Regions from separate parts of the Homo sapiens genome. Here region 1 is linked to region 2. A link is a loop called in an ENCODE intact Hi-C map of the cell type or tissue named here. Cell type or tissue: dorsolateral prefrontal cortex. All regions are shown on one strand. Each heading gives the region's core, and the rest is flanking DNA. Links, peaks and the distances in the headings are about the cores only. Region 1 has its middle 61 kb from the start of JAK2. Region 2 has its middle 21 kb from the start of AK3.

Evidence for each region. A loop is a pair of places that touch in the nucleus more often than their neighbours do. Peaks named below come from ENCODE experiments on the same cell type or tissue, not always from the same donor. Only the 100,000 strongest peaks of a DNase experiment are listed, where the experiment ranks them.
Region 1: a loop joins it to region 2, with 5 times the contacts of the local background. A loop is called at or near these places in 46 of 110 quality-filtered maps.

What each region holds. Positions count from the first base shown.
Region 1 is chr9:4,923,129-4,926,043 of GRCh38, forward strand. No RefSeq gene overlaps it. Among named protein-coding and RNA genes, the nearest start is that of JAK2, 61 kb to the right of the region's middle. RefSeq lists enhancers at 1,030-1,189, 1,210-1,269. In dorsolateral prefrontal cortex, for the core only: a CTCF peak has its summit at 1,294 (motif pointing left); no DNase peak of the experiment used is centred there.
Region 2 is chr9:4,761,084-4,763,998 of GRCh38, forward strand. No RefSeq gene overlaps it. Among named protein-coding and RNA genes, the nearest start is that of AK3, 21 kb to the left of the region's middle. RefSeq lists an enhancer at 1,846-2,784. In dorsolateral prefrontal cortex, for the core only: a CTCF peak has its summit at 1,672 (motif pointing right); a DNase peak (open chromatin) is centred at 1,618; H3K4me3 peaks cover 1,097 bases; H3K27ac peaks cover 1,098 bases.

The sequences.
Region 1 (2,915 bases), core at 301-2,800, 160 kb after region 2:
CACAATTTCTCAGGCCACTTCTAAAAATTCCCTCACCATTTTTTTAGCCTCCATCTACTGCTTCATCTCAAAGTTAAATGTCACAAGTTTTAGGTTGTGTTACACCAGTACCACACTTTTTAGTATCAATTATCTATTGACACAATCACGTTTCAAAACAGAATGACACAAATCTCAGTAGCATGCAAAACAAACATTTGTTTAATTCAAGAGTCTATGTAGCTTTGCTAATTCAGGTTGAGCTTAGGTGATCTTGGCTGGGCTTGCCAAGCCAAGTGGACACAGAGTCCACTGGCCATTGGCTCATCTAGAATGGCCCTGGCTGGGATTATCTTATTTTTTTCTACTGTTCTGTCCTTTGCAAAATTTCTCTACTATCTATATATTATTTTAAAATGGGAAAATATGTGATGAGTATATTTTCGGGAAAAAAATTACACTGTCTTAGGTGGCCATTCTTCTCCTTGTGAGCCAGGCACTGCTCTAATTTTGCCAGAAGACTGAAGAGATGTCAGAAAAGAACTGTTTGAACCATCAGGCCAAGCTGCCTCTGAAAGGACTTTGGAATATGTTGTTGTTGGAAGAAAGAAAACAGAGGGAAAATCAAGCCTGGTGGTACATGAGAAGAGGCATGTAATGAAAGCTGATGTTAGACCTATTTTTAGAAGAGTTCATGGCTCTCAAGAAAACGGAGTCAATGGTGACATTTTACTGAGAATGATAACAAAACCAGCATGACAGGAACCTGGAGAGAAGACTACTGGAACTTTTAGGCCCTCCAGAAAACCGTATGGCAGACCCAGAGCATAATACATTGTAGCAGTTGTAATTGTGATGCAATGTGGCAGTTACAATGTGATATCTTGGGCTCCCTCACAGGGTCACAAGTGGAGTGGGGTTGTTTACAGCTTTGTCACACACTCCCTTTTAGAGGCAGTTGGGTTAGGCCAGGCAAAAGGAGAAAGAAGTCTAGGTCCCTCTAGGAAACTAGATGCAACCTCAGCTCTCCACCTAACTGGAATCCCTTTTAGTTCCTAGAACCAATTTCCAGTTCACTGGGCCTGTTACATCTTTGACATCTTTGACTACTTGGCCTGACAACTCCCCTGCTCTACTATTTCTTCTCTCCTCAAATCCCTTCTTCAGCCCTCAGTCTTGTCTTCCTCCTGCGGCCCCTCATCCCACACTCAGGGGTCATGGGACCGAGCCGTGGGCTTTTGCCTTTATCTTACTACCACCTGCTGGGGCTCAGAACTTAGAAGCATCAATCCATTTTTAGAAGTGCCCTCTGCTGGTTGTTGACAACTCAACCTAAAAATTAAAGCCTAGACAGAGTTTCAGTTTGTTTAATAGAAAAGTGGGGTGGAGGCACTAGCAGATAGGATAAAACACAGAAGAATATGTTGCTATTATAAAAGCTTTTAAATTCCGCTGAATTGTGTTTGGTGTACTGTGGCATGCAGTAAAGCAGTGGTTCTCCATCAGGGGAGATTTTTCCATTCCAGAGAACATTTGACAATATCTAGAGACATTTTTGGTTGTTACAGCTGGTAACTGAGAGGCAGGGATGGTGCCACTGGCATCTGGTGGGTAGAGGCAAAGGATGCGGCCCAACGTCCTACAATGCATAAGGGATCCCCCCACCCCCAATAAAGAATCATCTGACTCCATTAGAGTGGTCCTGACTTAAATAGGCCAGAGAAAGCTGAAATTAGACTAATGTAATTTTGGGGTTTGGCCGGGCACAGTGGCTGCTCGGGAGGCTGAGGCAGGAGGATCACTTAAGGCCAGGAGTTTGAGGCTGCAGAGAGCATTTGTCATGCCACTGCATTCCAGCCTTGGTGACAGAGTGAGACCTTGTCTCAGGAGAAAAAAAAAAAAAGTTTTGAGGTTCGAAGCAATTAGAGATTAGTTGAGGGCTTTTCAGCTTTGGTTGCCCATGAGATGACCTGGGAAGCTTTAAAATACTGATGCTTGGGTCCGATCTCTAGAGAGTTTGATTTAATTTAATTTCTGGCTTGAGGTGTGGCCTGGGCATCAGGATTTTTAAATCTGCCCAGGTGAATTCAAGATACAGCCAAAGCCGGGAAAAATTGATGTAGTTCAACCCTCATTTTTTGGATGAGGAATGAGGTTCTGGAGGATATGGTCTCACAGCTGCAGAGTGGCAGAGCTGGAACTAGTATATGGTCTCTTGGAGAAAAGAAGATACGTGGCCCTTGCTTGACTGTACACCACACTTCCAAAGCAAAAACTGTGACGATATCTTCTTATGACTTTTTGATAAAAACTCTAAAGCTTTTTTTATATTCTATTGTTTCTTTAAATAATATTTTCAATAATTTTTTTTTCTAAAAAATGACACCTGCCAAAAATTCAAGCTTAGGGAAATGCAAATTAAAACCACAAGATATTACTACACACTTGTTAGTATAACTAAATAAAAATAATAACTGGGAATATTAAGCGATGATGAGGATGCAGAGCAAGTGGAAATCTCATACATTGCTAATGGGAATGCAAAATAGTACAGCCCCTTTGGAAGACAATCTGGTAGTGTCTTATAAAATTAACCATACCCTTACCACGTGAACCAGCAGTCTCACTCCTGAGTATTTTTTCAAGAGAAATAAAAACATATTCACATGAAAACCTGTACACAAATGTTTATAGTGTCTTAATTTGTAATCACAAAAATGAGAACAACTCAAATGTCCTTGAACTAGTGAATGGATTAACAAACTATGGAATCTCCAAACAAGGGAACACTAGTCCACAATAAAAGTGAACAAACTATGATCTGTAATAAATGTGGCACAAATGAATCGCAAATGGATTATGCTGAGGGACAGAAGCCAGACTCGAAAGGCTACATACTGTATTATTCCATTTATATGAAATTCTGGAAAATTTCA
Region 2 (2,915 bases), core at 164-2,663:
TCTGCATTCCCTGGATCTTTGGGGAGAAAGATAGCTTGGTATTCCAGGCACTTCGTTTTCCCTTTTTTTTTTTTTTTTTTTTTTTGAGACAGAGTCTTGCTCTGTCTCCCAGGCTGGAGTGCAGTGGTGCTATCTTGGCTCACTGCAACCTCTGCCTCCCGGATTCAAGTGATTCTCCTGCCTCAGCCTCCCGAGTAGCTGGGATTACAGGCGCCCACCACCACACCTGGCTAATTTTTGTATTTTTAGTAGAGACAGAGTTTTGCCGTGTTGGCCAGGCTGGTCTTGAAACTCCTGACCTCAAGGTAATCCTCCTGCCTTGGCCTCCCAAAGTGCTGGGATTACAGATGTGAGCCACTGTCCCTGGCCCCAGGCCCTTCATTTTCTGACACTGCCACATTCTCCTTCCTTCCAGCCTCCCACACTGCTCTCAGGGCCCATGGAGTTTCATGCCCTCTTAACTTCCATATTTTATGCCCTATGTATGATTCCCCTGCTCCCCTTCTTCATCTCACCAACTTTTATTCATCTAGAGTCTTACCTTCTGGGAAGCCTTCTCTATTCTTTTCCTTAGTCTGATTAGGCATCCCTTCTCTGTGTCCCTAGCAGACCTGTTCATACTTTGTGGCATTTGCCAGATTACATTGCAGTAACAATTCCAGACTGCAAATTCCAGTCTGCTTCTCCATCTTTAGTTCCTCTCAACATGTTATTTGTGAACTCTTTGTTTCAGAATCACCTGAGGAGTTTAAACACAAGCTCCTGGGACATACCCCAGACCCACCAACTCCGAGTCTTTGCAGGGCAGAGCCTAGGAGTCTGCATTTTAAAACTTTCTCAGCCAGGGGCGATGGCTCATGCCTGCAATCCCAGCACTTTGGGAGGCCTATACGGGCAGATTGCTTGAGTCCGGGGGTTCAACACCAGTATGTGTAACATGACGAAACCCTGTCTCTACGAAACAAAAACAAAACAAAAATTAGCCAGGCATAGTGGCTCCCGCCTGTGGTCCCAACTACCTGGGAGGCTGAGGCAGGAGGATTACCTGAGCCCACGAGGTCAAGGCTGCAGTGAACCGAGATTGCACCACTGCACTCCAGCCTGAGCAACTGAGCAAGGTCAAGTTTGAGAGCCACCACACTAGACAGGAAGTGGTCATATTTTCTTAGACCTTTAGCATCTACCATAAGCACACAGAGAATGGACTCTGAATGAAAGAGTCTAGAGCTTGAAAGGGAACTGAAATTTAAAAATAAAAAAGTGTGAAATGATGGCTGGGCACGGTGGCTCACGCTTGTAATTTCAGCACTTTGGGAGGCTGAAGCGGGCAGACCACGAGGTCAGGAGACCGAGACCACCCTGGCTAACACGGTGAAACCCCGTCTCTACTATAAATACAAAAAATTAGCTGGGCGTGGTGGCACACGCCTGTAGTCCCAGATACTCAGGAACCTGAGGCAGGAGACTCGCTTGAACCCGGGAGGCGGTGGTTGCAGGGAGCCGAGATCATGCCACTGCACTCCAGCCTTGGCGACAGAGCGAGACTCCATCACACACACACACACACAAAAAGGTGAAATGAGCAGCATAACGTTGGAATGACAGGTGACTATTTCCTGCCAAGATTCCAGTTGCCATCAGGTGGCGCTGTGTCAACAACAAATGCTTTTACCTGAAGCGAGGAGGAAGTTTGGTTGATTTACTCGAATTCAAGCCTCAAATACTACATAACTGAATTTATTTTTTCTTACTCCGTTTGTTTGCAATTGTCCCACTTGTATGAATACATTGATTTTTTTTTCTCACCTGGCCCAGAACAAAGCTGAGTAAATTGATTTCTTAAGGCATGAAGCCTTAGACAAGAAAAGCCGTGGAAGGAGGCTGGTGGCAGCAGACAGCTGGGCAGGTCATGAAGGTCAGGGGAAGGAAATTAGCAATTACCCTTATTTCCATCTTCAGTGAGGAAAACCTGCTCCCCACCAGCACTGCCTGTTGTGAAATTACCCAAGCATTCAAATGAATATGTCATTTCGCGAGGGTGGAGCCATCCTGTAATTTCTGTCATCCAGTTCCCTTTACGGGTTGTTAAATGTCTACGTGAGTAACCCTTGAATGTCGTTGCTCTCACAAACCAAAGTCTGGAAGCCCGAGTCTTTCTTCTGGGTTGAGTACTTTATTCTTCTGAGGTGTGGGAACTGAGGCACAGCAAAGGCCTGAGGCCCCACGGGCAACTCTTTCTCCCCCTCCTCCCTCCCCTCCGCGCAGGGCATCCCCGTGCACAGAACTGATAGAGCTGGCCTGGCTACTGGCAGACTATCAGGCCAGGCCAGAGCTGGAGGCTGAGCTGGTTTCCTCCGGGCAGGACAGAGCTTTCAGGCAGCGACCTCCTAGGAGGAAGGCGGGGGGAGGGTTTGCAGCCTTCCCTACTCTGGGCAGACAGAGGAATGTGGTGGACAGGAAAAAGGGGGAGGAGGCAGGACCTCTACTCTCAGCATAGACCCAGTCTCACTGAAGAGGCACTCTTTAAAGGCATCACAGAGTTTAAGAATAGTGCATGGTAGAAATAACTCTTAATTTCTGAATGACCAAGTATAAATGAAATGGAAGTGCTTAAAAGTAATAAGAGAAAAGCTATATAGTTCCTCTTTTCCTTCCTTGAAAAATCAGGTGCAAAAGTCATCAGGTGCAGGGTCGAGCAAGATAGGCAGCTATGAGTGGGGTGGAGGTGAGCTGTGGTGGCCGGAACCTGACCAGGATCAGAAAGCATACATTCAGGGGCAAGTCCAGGCCAGAGTGTCAGAACCCAATTGTGGTGAGGGGTGTCCCGGCAGAGAGGCAGTCTGCCACAGGGTGTTGGAGTCCCAGTGGGGAGAGAAAGGTATCTCCAAGGACATGTATGTAAATGTACAATATTA